Regions from separate parts of the Mus musculus genome. Here all the other regions are linked to region 2. The links are chromatin contacts, found by Hi-C or POLR2A ChIA-PET in ENCODE. All regions are on one chromosome and are shown on one strand. Each heading gives the region's core, a stretch centred on a gene start or an enhancer-like site at or near the end of the contact. The rest is flanking DNA. Distances are from core to core; before and after follow the strand shown. Region 1 holds the start of Plaat3 (phospholipase A and acyltransferase 3). Region 2 holds the start of Slc3a2 (solute carrier family 3 (activators of dibasic and neutral amino acid transport), member 2). Region 3 holds the start of Rtn3 (reticulon 3).

What was found. Hi-C counts contacts between places; a loop is a spot of excess contacts on that map. ChIA-PET counts read pairs that join two places held with the same protein, here RNA polymerase II (POLR2A).
Region 1: POLR2A ChIA-PET joins it to region 2 with 18 read pairs in embryonic stem cell. The contact joins the promoter of Plaat3 here to the promoter of Slc3a2 in region 2. POLR2A ChIA-PET finds 5 or more read pairs at or near these places in 2 of 5 experiments (Patski and embryonic stem cell).
Region 3: a loop to region 2 is called in a map of T-helper 17 cell, with 4 times the contacts of the local background. The contact joins the promoter of Rtn3 here to the promoter of Slc3a2 in region 2. A Hi-C loop is called at or near these places in 3 of 37 maps with a recorded cell type or tissue (T-helper 17 cell, T-helper 2 cell and regulatory T cell). POLR2A ChIA-PET finds 5 or more read pairs at or near these places in 3 of 5 experiments (Patski and embryonic stem cell).

Annotation. Positions count from the first base shown.
Region 1 is chr19:7,555,604-7,560,247 of GRCm38, forward strand. It overlaps Plaat3 (phospholipase A and acyltransferase 3), which reads left to right and starts at 1,856. Exons shown (of 5, transcript NM_139269.2): 1 at 1,856-1,961; 2 at 2,329-2,392. The coding sequence starts at 2,378.
Region 2 is chr19:8,711,630-8,716,441 of GRCm38, forward strand. It overlaps Slc3a2 (solute carrier family 3 (activators of dibasic and neutral amino acid transport), member 2), which reads right to left and starts at 2,268. Exons shown (of 9, transcript NM_008577.4): 1 at 1,713-2,268; 2 at 1,101-1,274; 3 at 205-299. The coding sequence starts at 2,118.
Region 3 is chr19:7,480,247-7,484,777 of GRCm38, forward strand. It overlaps Rtn3 (reticulon 3), which reads right to left and starts at 3,045. Exons shown (of 9, transcript NM_001003934.2): 1 at 2,693-3,045. The coding sequence starts at 2,837.

The DNA of each region.
Region 1 (4,644 bases), core at 606-3,105, 1.2 Mb before region 2:
ATGCACATTCCCCGGATGCAAGTTGTGTGTATCCTAGGGGTTTGCAGGGGGAAATGAAGACTTATGGATTTGTGGCCCAATTTCAATTGCTAGTGTCCATGAGGTCCCAAGAGTCACTCCAGGATCAGAAAGAACTATGGAGTGTGAGGAAGAGGAGGGGACAAGGACCCCAAGAAGCAGCTAGGGAGGAAAAAGAATAGTTAAACTTTGCAGAAGTGTTTACGTTAAGTGAGAAATCGGAAAAGGCGAGTTATTGCTATCCTTTTGGAGTGGTGCTGGGAGTAGAGTCCAGGGCCTCTGGGTGATGGTTTCTTTCTGTTTTAGTGAGAGAAGCCATCATTTGGGAATTTCGATTCCTGATTTATTTGTTTGTTTTGCTTTTGAGACAGGATCTTACTGTGTAGCCCCAGCTGGCCTTGAAGTCACAGAGATCTTCCTACCTCTAACTCCTGAGTGCTGGGTTTAAAGGCATGTGCCACCATGCAGAGCCTCATCTTCTGCTTTTAAGAAAGAGAAAAGAACACTGTACAGAAATGAACAGTAGCCATGTTTGTCCAGAATGCTTCTTTTTCTTTTTTCATTTGTGCAATGGTAATATACTGTTTTAAACATCTAACCTTTTATGTTCATGGATTTGATTTCAAACACGAATAAAGTAATCTCTGAATATTGAAAAGGAAATCAAAAGAAATTACATATTTCATGTTCCTCAATCAAAATGCCAGGGAGTGTATTTTTTTAACTCCTTCAATTACAAAAATGTTTTGAGATTTATTTTATGAGTGTAACAGAGCTTCAGACTTAGTGGGCCCCAAGACTTTAGCACAACTGACTCCATGATGGAAGTATCATTCAGGCAGACAGCACCACCTGCCAAAGCTAAAACAGAGGCCAGGTGTACTAATCTTATTTTTGGCTTCTGTGAGCCTGCTTTTGGCTAACTGTTCTTGTTAACTGAAGAATGCCAACCCAGAACATGGTTTTTGTGTTTAAAAGCTCACTCTGAGAAAAGCTAAGTGCTACACTGAACACCCACTGTAGTTGACAGCCAGGCTAATAAAGACTTTCTATTGGCTGAAACCCCTGTGCAAGCTGTCTTCTCTATGTGTGTTTTGTCAGTATGTGTGCACATGTACCAGGTCTGTACCTCATGAGTAACAATGTCAAAAGAAGGTATTGGATCCCCTGGAACTGAGTTAATCATGGTTGTGAGCCACCATGTGGATCCTGGGAACCATCCGGGGCCCTTTGCAAGAGCAGCAAGTGCTCTCAACCCCTGAGCCAGCTCCTCAACCCCACATTACTGTTGTTGTCATTATTTTTATTTTTATTATTATATTTTGGATTTTTGAGGCAAGGTCTCTTTGCATAGCTCTGGCACCCTTGGAACTCACTATGTGGAGCTAGCCTCACAGAGATGGGCCTGCCTCTGCCTCCTGAGTGCAGGAAACAAAGGCATAAACAACTACATCTGGCTATTATTATCATCATCATCATCATTATTTATTATTATTATTTTGGAGAGAAGATCTCAAACAGTAGCTCAGGCTAACTTTAAACTTATGGCAATCCTCCTGCTTCAGCTTGTCAAATGCTAGGATTTCAGGCATGTATTACTCTTAAAAAATAGCCTTTTGGTATGATTCATGTACAAAGATTAAATGTAATTCGACATAACATGTTCTTCCATGAGGAGTGTGTATAGGCTGTCAAGGGCTGGGGAATCTGGGGCAGAGGAGCAGAGAGGCGGGAACGCAGCGGGAGGGAGGCATCTAAGTGACTACTGAGTAGTGGCATGCCCTTGGCGACGCTCTCATTAGCCAGTTACAGGAGGAGGGGCGGGGTGATCTGGCTCAGCCTGGACTCTGCGGCCATTAAACCAGTCCCCATTGCGCTGGCCTCCACTTGCCTACTTGGGGCGCGAGGAGGTTGGAGAGTTTTTTTCTGGGACCCAAGCAAAGGTGAGAAGCCCGGGTGCCTCTGCGGGTCCCCGAGGGCTGTCTGGGAGGCGGAGAGTGTTTCGGCTGCGTAAACAAGCCAGGCGAGAGCTGCCACCTGTCTGCCATCCGCCGTACGCGGAGAAAAGGAGCCAGGGGCGCACGAATGCCTGCCTGGCCAGGAACCCTGCTGGTGACCAAGGATCCCGTGAGCCGCTTCTGCCCTACAGAGAGGGATTTGTCTATTCAAGGGCAAGCTCAGGTCAGAGCGGAGGAGAGCGAGAAAGTTGGAGAAGTTTGGTGGAAGTTTCTGGAGGGCTCTGCTAAAAGCTACCCTGCTCCTGGAGACTTGCTAGAGACTTAATGAGCTTTGCTCCCCTCTGTGTCTTAGGCATCCACGCTGCTGCTAAGCTGAAATTGAAGCTCACACATCCTGGAAAATGCTAGCACCCATAGTAAGTACAGCGTGAGAAGCCAAGGGTGGGCCAGGGATGGGTGTAGTGTTTTAATGGTGACTCTTGTTTTCTCCGGGTCTGACTCGCTGTTTTGAAGAGAGGAGCTTTGTAGTGAGGAAGCTACATTTGAACCCTTGGGGGATCAGGTATGAGCTGTGGGTCAGCTGCCACCTGTTGAGCCTCAGCAGTTGGCTGCCACCCTGCTTGAAACATGCTCAATAGAAAGCAGTAGAGGGGGGGAAGTTGGGGGCTGGGTCTTCTTACCAAACCCGGACCCTGGGCAGGTTCCTGGGTCGAATGTCTGAAGTTGATTCTGCTTATTTTTGTCTTGTCAGCTGACCCATGGCCATCCCTGCTGCCAGCAAACACTCAGCTCTGGCTTTTCCTTCATTTCTTCCCTCCATCCCCCCTTCTCTTTTCTTTCTGATTTTTGTTTTGCTTTTGTTTTTGAGACAAGGCTTCAGGTAGCCCAGACTGGCCTCAAACTTCCTATTTAGCGAGGACAGTTTCTTCCTTCTGGTTTCTCTGCCCCCACCTCTTGAGTGCTGGAATTATAGGTGTGAGGCCCCATACCCAGTTTTGTGAAGCCCTCCTGCATGGTAGGCAAGCACTCTACCGACTGAGCCACATCCCAGCCCCCGGCATCTTTGTTAACCCATGATGTCTTGAGATTGGAACAGGGCAAATGTCTTCTTCATTTTAACAAGACTGTTGATTTGGTTCAGGTTTTTGCAGACAACCCTCTTGGGATTGTGCTCCAGCTGAGTACTGGTGTGGGATTATAATCAAGTTCAAGTTTATTCGGTTCCCAAGTGAAAACAACACTTAAAACCTAACAGTTCTCATAGCAGCAGAGTCACTCCAGGCTGCACTTTCTGTTTCTGGTACTGTGAGGCCAGGCTGTTTTGCTTTCTGTTTGAACCCGGGAAAACCCAAGAGCACAGAAGTTAGCACTATATTTTATATTTTCCATATAAAGCTTGAACTCTGCTGAGCCGTGAGGAGCTGACTCATAAAAATACATGTTTGTCTCAGTTGTGTGTTTTGACTGTGTAACCGTGTGTTGATATAATTTTGTTGTAGTAGACAATTTAAAAAGCATGTTTGTGTATATGTATGTGTGTGTTTGTGTATGTGTTTTGGGGGGCATGCATATGCCGTGGCAAACATGTAGAGGTCAGGGAGCTGTCTGCGGGAATTAGTTCCCCTCTTCGCTATTTGGGTTCTGGGATTTGAAGTCAGGTCATCAGGCTTGGCAGCAAGCTCCTTTGCTTTATAAGCCACCTCACTCACTTTTTAATTAAAACAGTAAGAAATAAATATACACCAATTGCAGGCTTATGTAGAAGCTATGAAATCTCACTGATGAATCCTCTCTTCTCAGACTGAGGAGACGTGTCACTCTTTCTCCTGCATCCAGCTCCGTATGTACTGTCATCTCATCTCCAGGGCTGTGAATGAAGGCATGGTGGCACACACCTGTAACCCTGCCACTTGGGATGCAGACTTGGAGGCTATCCTTGGCTCTGTGGAGAGACCTTATCTCAAACAAAATAAAACAGGATTGCCAGGTAGTGGTGGCGCACGCCTTTAATCTCAGCACTCGGGAGGCAGAGGCAAGTGGATCTCTGAGTTTAAGGCCAGCTTGGTCTATAGAGTGAGTTCCAGGACAACCAAGGCTTTGCAGAGACACCCTATCTCACAAAACCACAAACAAACAAACAATGCTGAAGAGATGGTTCGGTGGATAAGAGCACTGGATGCTTTTCCAGAGGACATGGATTTAGTTCCCAGCACACCCATGTTAGCACAGCTAACAACAGGCTGTAACTCCCATCTCAAGTGATCTGACACCCTTTCCTGGTATCCAAGGGTGCTGTACACCTGTGATCCGCAGACACATGCAGTCAAAACACCCATACACAGAAAGTAAAGAGGTAAAAACAAACAAACAAACAACAACAACAAAAATAACAACCAACCAACCAACCAACCAAAAAACCCAAAGTCCTAACCCAAACTAAAAATGCAGGGCTGTAGGCAGAGGTCGGAGTAGCACACTGGGCAGGGCTCTGGGGCTTGGGGAGGAGAAGGCAGCTGGAAAAGCTCAGCCCGGATCGCTCCTTGCCCTCAACTTTGTAACTGATAGGAGGTTTGGGTGACAGGTCCTTTCACCTCCACCCACTGCAATGCTGACCTTTGAGTGTGTTTCCTGGAAGTGAGAACTCAAAGTAAAACTAAGTTCGGCAAGG
Region 2 (4,812 bases), core at 1,018-3,517:
GAGTAAAGGAAACACATACACACACACACACACACACAAAGCAGTCAGAACAGAAACAAGAAGAACACCGTGCACCTGGGCCTATCCCTCCGGCTATGGGAAGAGGTATTCCTGCTTGGGAGAACCACACAGTGCACAGGAGGCTTGCTGTGAATAAATCCACACAGCACCAACATCTGTATGCTGTCGGCCATAAAACCTCACCTTCATTTTGGTGGCTACAATGTCAGCCTGAGCAGGGAGGAACCACGCATTCTGGCCCTGGTAGTTGGGAGTGAGGTCCAAAATGATGTGAATGCCTAGAAAAATAACGAGTTGAGAGAACTCCTTTGGGGAAGAAGAGGAAACAAGGAACTTGAACACAGGTTACTAGGTGAACCTACATACGGTTTGCACAGAATCTGAAGGAAACCCACAAAAGCCCTCAGGTGGTTTTATACTAGAGCAGTTCCTCCTCCGCCCACACACACACACACACACAAGTTTCCATACTGAGGTTTTGGTTTCTTTCTTATTTTCCCCTCCCATGAAGTCAGGGTTCTGTGTATGTGGGCGGGCTGCCTGAGGATAAATAAGCCCCTACATCTCCTTCCCAAGTGTGGGGTTATAGGCACATGCTGCTTGTGTTGTGCTGAGGAATCAAACTCAGGTCTTCATGGATCCTAGACAAGCACTCTTACAAACTGAGCTACGTTGTCAGCCCTCTATAGTGAACTCTAAAGCAGCATTTGAATCTCTTCTATATATAGGATCTACTTTATACATTTAAAAGCCATTTATTTTATCGAGCCATGGTGACACACTTAAGTCTAGCACTCGGGACCAGGGGAGCTCTGTAAACTCTCATCCGGCCTGGTCATGGTAGTCAGGTACAGGCCAACCAATTACATGGTGAGACCCTACCTGAGAACCAAAACCAAAATAAATACATAAAAATTACGCTCACGCATGAAGCACATTTTTTAGTGTAAATCATAACATATTCCCCCTTGTGCCTGACACAAAAAAACTGAGCCAGTTAGGAGAAAAATCAGACAAAAACTCTATCCTGTTTCTGGGCCAGAATGCCAAACCCTTTCTAGTTCCTTAGAAAGACCTACTCTTTTTCTTGGCACTTTGTAGAAGGTCTTTAAAATCTTCCTGGGAGCCCAAAGTGGGATTAATCTGTTTCAGGTCGGTTTCATTGATTTCATCCTTCTGGTTCTTGTGAATTGGGCCTAACACCAGGCCCTTCACCTTCAGGGTGCTCAAGTACTCCAGATGGCTCTTCAGACCTAGGAGGAGAGGGTTGGGTTAACCAATAGGGCATGAAAAGCCTCCAGCCTCCACATTCTCTCCACCACTTCCCGACTCCCTCTGACGCGGGTTGGATCATGAGACAAAGTAGCTGACGCAAGGAGTCTCACACATTACTTCAGAAACTGGTTTGAACTGGCTCAGGGCCGCGTGGTTGGGGGAGGGGAGAGGAGAAAGATGATGTGCTGAGTCAGGCACCCTTAGGAAGAAGTAGGGGTCCGGCTAGCGTTTTTTTTTTTTTTTTTTTAAAGAAAGGGGGGGGGATTTTTGCCAGGGAGTCGTCCCAAAAAAAATAGGTTGCAGTAAAGAATCACCAGCGTTCTAGAGAAGACGAGGAGGAAGGAAAAAAGCAGCAGAATGCCCGATTAAACGAGGGATTCATGGGGGCAAGGGATGAGGGTGCACACCCTACTCACCAGCTATGCCTCCCGCATCCCGGCCTACAAAGGCCTGAAGGTCGCCGATGCGGTAGAGGGCGCCCTTGTGCCACCACCTCTGTACAGGCAGCTCACGGCAGCGCGGCGCCCGAACGATGATAACCACGGCGCCCGCCAGCATGCCCAGCCAACCGAGCCAGAAGAGCAGCAGCAGCGCCCAGCGGGTGCGCACCCAGCCAGGGCTGCCCGCTACCTTCAGTAGCTCCTCCTTGGATAAGCCGGTGAACTTGACCCCGGCCTCCGTCTCGTCCTCCGCCACCTTGATCTTCACCAGACCGTTCTTCTCCCCGGCCGCCGCCCCGTCCGCTGCATTCATGGGCTGCTTCTCCGGTTCTAGCTCGTTCAGCTCCACATCTTTCATGTCCACTTCGGTGTCCTGGCTCATGGTGCCTGCAGAAACGGTGACACGACACGGCCTGTAGTCAGTGAGGCAGCTCTAATCCTGCCTGGATCCCCGTTCAGAGAGGCGTCCCGTGGCCGTGAGGCTAGCAGAGCTTCCTAACTGCTTCTGCCGCTGGGCGGGTGTGGCGGCGGGGAAGTGACCCAGGACTCCGCCCCGGTCCGCCTCTTAAAGAGATGCAGAGAAGTCTTTTCGCACCTCCAGCCTCGCTGAATACTCCCGTCTATCCCTAACGCTTATTCCTGCAAGAGTCTGGGAAGGGGAGCTTGTGGTCAGAAACCCTTAGAATAACAAACGTGAATTTGTCTTGACCAGGTTTCAAAGCCCCTCCTCCGACCTTCCGGCCCCTTACCCTGCGAGGCCTCTTTTCTCTCCACAAGATGACACCAGTCTCCATCCACATCGTGATCCCTTCGCCCCAAGCACGGCTCAGGCTGATCTCCCCAACTTCACACAGACCTTGGCACTACATCTCACTTCTGCTTTACGTACATCTTCTCATACTCCGGACTTAGCTGAGTTCCTGGATTCTCCTCGGGGCTTACACGTACTCACCTTTCAAGACTCCTTGAATTTAATTCCTCAGGCAGCAACTATTTACTGGGCACCCACTCCAATCCTTTGCTTCATCAACTGCATAGGATCAACTCTAATCCGTTCTTCTTGATTTTAAAATTCAACTGCAGAATTGAAGTGGTCACTACCCTTATTATCTTACCCTAGTTACTAGCAAGAATGTTGGATTACTGGGAATCAGGCATCCAGAAGAGATTAATGGGGCTGTAATAAACATTCCGAAGGTATTGAGGCACCTACCCTTTTAATATACAAGCTGTTCTAACTCTTTTTTTCTTTTTTTTTTAACTATTTACTATTTTTTAACTATTTACTCACTTATTATATGTGACTACACTGTAGCTGTCTTCAGATGCACCAGAAGAACTATTTACTCACTTATTATATGTGACTACACTGTAGCTGTCTTCAGATGTACCAGAAGAGGGCGTCAGAACTCGTTACAGATGGTTGTGAGCCACCATGTGGTTCCTGGGAATTGAACTCGGGACCTTTGAAAGAGCAGTGAGTGCTCTTAACTGCTGAGCCATCTCTCCAGCCCCTGTTCTAACTCTTAACCACCTTGCAATAACTCTCAAACCCTCTAGTGTGCCGGGCTACATCAGTTGACTATGCTAGGCCCTGGAACCAGCTTAGTTCCCTCACACTTTGAAAGTTTCTCAAATTCCCCCGGCAGAGGTCCTTGGCAAGAGGAAGGGTAAATGGGGCAGACTGGGTTAGCAGCAGGGACAAGTGAAAAGTGAACATCAACTCTAGGAGGTGCCAACAATTTCAGGAACTTTGTGTTCCAATTAGGTTATTTTCAGAGAGAATCGGAAGGAAACAACAGGTCCTTTCTCCCTCTCCCCACGTAGGCCGGCAGCCAAGATTGCTATGTATTTGGAAGAAAGCAGAAGCCAAGGCCAGAACAGTAGAGAGGAAGGGATATGAAAAGTCTCATCACCTGCCACTGTCCTTTTGAATTCCCAAAGTCCTCCCCGGCCTCACTAGAGAAAAGTCTATACACCAGCTCCTAGGAAGAGGGAAGAGGCTAAGGGTCATGCTAGTGTTCATAGTTGATAAGAGTCCTACCTTGCCCTGGGCATGACAGATAAGAAAAGTCCAATGCAGAGTTTATACACAGCGTGAAAGCTCAAGGTTTGTGGACTGTGAAGCAGAAGCACTCCTTGAAAGGGTTTGATGAAATGCTCATTAGAAACATGGTGTTTCAATCAACCAAACTGAAAACAAGATGGATCAAACCAACCAGATGTTCATCTGGAGCCGGGCGTGGTGGCGCACACCTTTGATCCCAGCACTCGGGAGGCAGAGGCAGGTGGATCTCTGAGTTCGAGGCCAGCCTGGTCTACAGAGTGAGTTCCAGGACAGCCATGGCTACACAGAGAAACCCTGTCTCAAAAAACCAAACCAAAGGGCTGGTGAGATGGCTCAGTGGGTAAGAGCACCCTACTGCTCTTCTGAAGGTCCGGAGTTCAAATCCCAGCAACCACATGGTGGCTCACAACCATCCATTAACGAGAGCGTCTGAAGACAGCTACAGTGTACTTACATATAATGAATAAATAAATCTTTAAAAAAAAAAAGACCAAAAAGAGAAAAAAGATGTTCCTCTGGTGAAGGTGCCTAGCCAGCAAACCTGAGCTCACTCCTCAGTGATCAGTGAAGATCAGTGAAAGGAGAACTGATTCCCAGGAGCTGTCTTCTGCCCTCCACACATGCGCACTGCCCTCCACACATGCGCACTGCCCTCCACAAAGTAAGTAAAATTTAAGGTAACACAGTATCTCCCCGCCCCCACCTCCAAGTGGCAGAAATCTATTCCTAAGCATCTTAGAGAGGAGACGTGAGCTCCCATCAGTCTTTTCAGCAGCACCCTTCCTAATCACTACTGTTCAGCCACAGCAGCTTTCTAGCACCTGCCAGAGTCACGACACACAGGGTGTTTCCATTCTTAATGCCTCCTGTGCATGCTGTCCTGCTGTTTGGATCTTCCTGCTAAGTTACTCTTCCTCCTTCAAGCTCTGACTCAAGTGACAGCATCTCTCAATGCTCTACGTAGATTGCTTTCCCTTACCAGGGATAGAACACAATAACTAACACAGT
Region 3 (4,531 bases), core at 1,795-4,294, 1.2 Mb before region 2:
AGAAGCAATTTTATACAAAAATTAAGAAAAATGGTCATACTAGGCAATTTATACTGTTAGGAAAGTACAAGGCAAACACATCTACGCAGAATACTATTTCAAGATATAAATTTCTCTGTTGGCAAAATGCCTCATTTTAGAATCTTTCCCACTACCAAAAGGGGTATTTTAAAAGGCAGTGGTGGTGGCAGTGTTGGCACACACCTTTAACCCCAGGACTCAGAAGGCACAGACAGGTGGATCTCTGAGTTCCAGACTAGCCAGGTCTACAGAGCCAGTTTCAGGTCAGCCAGGGCTACACAGGGCTACCTCTTTTTGTTTTGGCTTTGTCTCTCTCTCTCTCAAAAAATCGAAACAAATGAAACAAAGAGTTATGTTAACAACAACAACAACACCATCACCACCACCCCAAGCAAGGTAGCTTGGCATAGTGGCTCACACCTATTATCTCAGGATTTGAGATGATGAGATAGGAGAGATTTCAAAGCCTGCTAGGATATGTAATGAATTCCAGAAGAAGACTCTTTATTAAAAAACACAGGGAAATGGCAATAATAAAACTGTGACAATGTGGCATGTGACATGAGGGAATGATAGCAGAAACACAAGCTAAACAAAAATACTGCATGTTAATATATCAGTACTGCTAATATAAAATTCACAGGGTGGCAGTACATACTTGCATTCCTCTGGCACACTAAGGGAGCCAATCCCTCTGACAGTGCATTAAAAGAATAAAAATGTTGATTCGAGGGCTGGTGAGATGGCTCAGTGGGTAAGAGCACCTGACTGCTCTCCCAAAGGTCCAGAGTTCAAATCCCAGCAACCACATGGTGGCTCACAACCATCCATAACAAGATCTGACTCCCTCTTCTGGTGTGTCTGAAGACAGCTACAGTGTACTTACATAAAATAATAAATAAATCTTTAAAAAAAAAAAAAAATGTTGATTCGTGATGGGTGTGGTGGCATGCACCTGTAGTTCCCATGGAGGTTGAGGCAGAATCATCTTGCATTCAGGGCTAGCCTGGGCTACTTTGTATTAAAATTTTTTTTCACTATTTGATGACAACCATAGCTAAAAATTTAATTCTCTGAGTGCTAGCTAGACTGATTCCTCAATACTTAACATTTGATCTTCAGCACAAAAGGCCAACTTCTGAAACCTAGACTTTTATCAGAAATTTGGAAATTAGGACTAGGCCAACCAAACAGTAAGCAGTGATTAAAGGCAAGTCACTAAGTTATAGAAAAGCCACCGTTTATCTGGAAAATAGCCCAAAATGCAAAAATTTGAAAGAGAAATGCTGGTGGTTTAAACAGAACCAGGGTTCAAAATATGCTGCCTCATTCCCTTTATCTCCAGAAAACTTCCTCCCATACCATTTATCCAAATGGCCATTCCCATGGAGAATTCTGCAGGGCACCAAAGCTCTCAGACAGGTGGAAGGCCAGTATTAGGAAACATGAGAGAATATATTTAATGCTAAGATCAGGAATATTGTGTCATAATTCAAGACTGCGCTGGAGTCAACAAAGCATTTTCTAAACCTCTTAAAATCCTTCCTTTGACAAACCGAATTTTTCGCCAAAGACTCAGTTCTCTTAAGAACCACCACCTGCCAGTGGTGCATATTTTTCCTCAAGAAGGCATCTGCACTGCAGATCTCTCTGATCTGAGTCGAGCTTGCCAGTCAGCTCCCACCAGCAGGCAGACTTGTATACAAAAGAAACTAAAGGAGGCCGCCAGCGTCCCTCCTAGTCTTTTCACACACAAGAGAGAAGGGGGTTCAAGCAGCCCAGGCTTTGTCTGAATTCTTTCCCCTGCAGCAATCGTTCCCTTTTGTTATGCTGCTATTGAGAATAGGCCATCGAAAACAAGAAATCAAAACATGGTGATGGCTTGGCAAGACTGTATTTATTATCTTCTAGAATATAGCAACTGACTGCGTGTCCCCACCCCCACGATGCACCACCGGTGAAGAGCCGGCTGTGTTGCAGATGCAGCCAAGGATCCATCTTGGACTATCAGCAGCTCCCTCCCAAATCTTCCCATGCTATTCTCATCACGCCTCATCTACCTCAGAGTCTCAGAAAAAAAAAAAAAAAAAAAAAAAAATCTGGCATTCAGTTTAGCCAAAAACAGTAACAGAACTTCCTGATCCTTCTGGCGAACAAAAAAAAAAAAAAATTTTTTTTTGGAAGGCTATATCATCCATTTAAGATTGTGTCAACCGGTCTGCAAACCTGCAACGCCACCTTTTCCACCACTACCCCTCTCAAAATCCTAGCGACTTCATTTCTCCTACGTCCCACCTGTCACAATCCCCTGAGGCTCGCTAATCCTGCTCTAAGTCACCCCCACCCCCCGACCCACCCTAGGGCTCTCGGGCCTCCAGCACTCGATCCATTGGGTGCACATAGCCTTTCTCCGTTTTCACCCCACTGCGGTGCCCTCCCTTGCAGGGGGTCAGCGTCAACGCCCACTCTAGTTCACCACCCCGCCCCCAACCTGTTTTCTTCACACCCCGTTATTTCCTCACCTCGGTCCTTCGCTCCCCTCCCCCTTAGCCTGTTCCTCAAATGCCCGCCAAGAGACTAAAGCCGCCCACGGCCCAGACAGGTCGCTCGCCCCTTCCCGGAGACCCAGTAGCTCGCGCTCCCCAGGGACCAAGCCCCACGCGCGCCTCACCCGCACACGAGGAGCCGCAGCTCTTCGCCCCCAGGGCGGGGCAGGCTCCAGGGCTCCCGCCGCCGCCGCCGAGAGCTGACGGCTCGGCCCCGGAGGACGACGAGGAGACTGACGGGGACTGAGTGGCCGCTGACGACTCCGCCATGGCTGTACGAGCAAGGGCGGGAGAAGGGTGAAGAGAGACGTAGGGCGGGAGAGTGGGAGGGGACACAGAATAATCCAGCAGCTGGCTCTCCGAAGTTCCCGGCGACGCCTGTTCGGAAGACTGACTCCGACAGACTGACTGACTCAGCCGAGCTCCGCAGGGAGAGAAGGAGTGCGAGCGCGCATGCGCACAAAGAGCCTGGACGCGCGGGCGGCGGCCTCGGAGGCGCGCAGCGACGCAATGCGCAGGCGCAAGAACTGTCCCTCTGCGCTCCCGCAGGAAAGGACGCAGTGACTGGGCCCGCGGGTGGGGCAGGCCTCTCGGGGGTGAGGGGTAGGGGGTGGGGGAATGGGGGAAAGCCTGACGTAAGGGGCGTGGCTAAACTCTAGAACCGGCCCGCCACTGCAGCCCCTGCTACAGATTAACCGTGCCCAGTCTCCCCACCTTCCACTTGTTTATGTGAATGTTTTCTAGCTGGCAGATTATGTTTCTTTATGCCTTCATAAGCTACAAATTTTTTATTATAAATCCTAATTGATGTCTTTGCCTGATACGTACCAGCCTGTGACTCCAAAGAGTACAATATTTAAAGACCCCCCCTCTGTAATGTTCTTTTTGAATTATCTGGTCGTGTCGTAATATCGCCCCACCGAGGCAGGCATGGTACAGTCCCATGTTTGATAGGTGGAGAAAGATGCTAAACAGAATGAGAAACTATTACTCATTCCAATCACATTGCAATGCAGGCACAGAATCGGCTTCATATTTTTATCTTGTTTTTCTTCCCAAAGAGGCTTCAGGTTGTCTTTTCTCTGAGCTATGTTCTGAGCTACAAAAAACATACTTTGGAAAATAAAAAAGAAGCTGCCGAGGAAAGGAAAACCAGGAGAAAACGTCTTGGTTGGGACTGGGGGAATGGAGTGGACATGAAATGAGGTATTAAAAATGAGGCACAGATACTCATAATACTGAATTTTATTCATGTCCTAAGATGAGTCCCCCAAAAAATGACATTTGAAACTGGACATCAATTTATGTCAAATTTTGTTCTTTTTAAATTTTAAGTACATAATGATGATAAAGCTGTGGGATTTGATGTTGCTAAGTAGCAATCTATGACCCAAAGTGCAATTGCAGATTCAGCAAATTCTGTAAAGATGCTAACTCACAGAGGGAGCGCTAGGCAAGCAGGCTGCTGCAGATGGGGAACAAGCTGTGGACCGCATCTGTCCTAGACAGTTTTTTAAGGTCAAATAAAGCTCAGATAGCATCTTGGTTGTTGCAGTGTTCTGAAAACGATCCAGGATATTTCCCAAAATGACTCTGGAAAATATCTTACTCTGTCACTCAACGGCAGGCATCAATTGATAGTGCAGCAAACTGTCCCCCGATGCTGTTGAGTGCCAGAGAACGATGGCAAAGGGAACTGTATGCCAGTAATCAGGAATCCAATTACTTATTTTGGTGAATGCTTAAGTATTTTTTTCTTAAAGTCTATGTTAAAGTCAGGCATGCTGGATAGTTCTATGTTACCTTGAAATCTGAAAAGAGGGAACCTTGATTAAGAAAATGACTCCAGCCAGGCAGTGGTGGCACACACCTTTAATCCCAGCACTTGGGAGGTAGAGGCAGGTGGATTTCTGAGTTCAAGACCATCCTGGTCTACAGAGTGAGTTCCAGGACAGCCAGGGCTA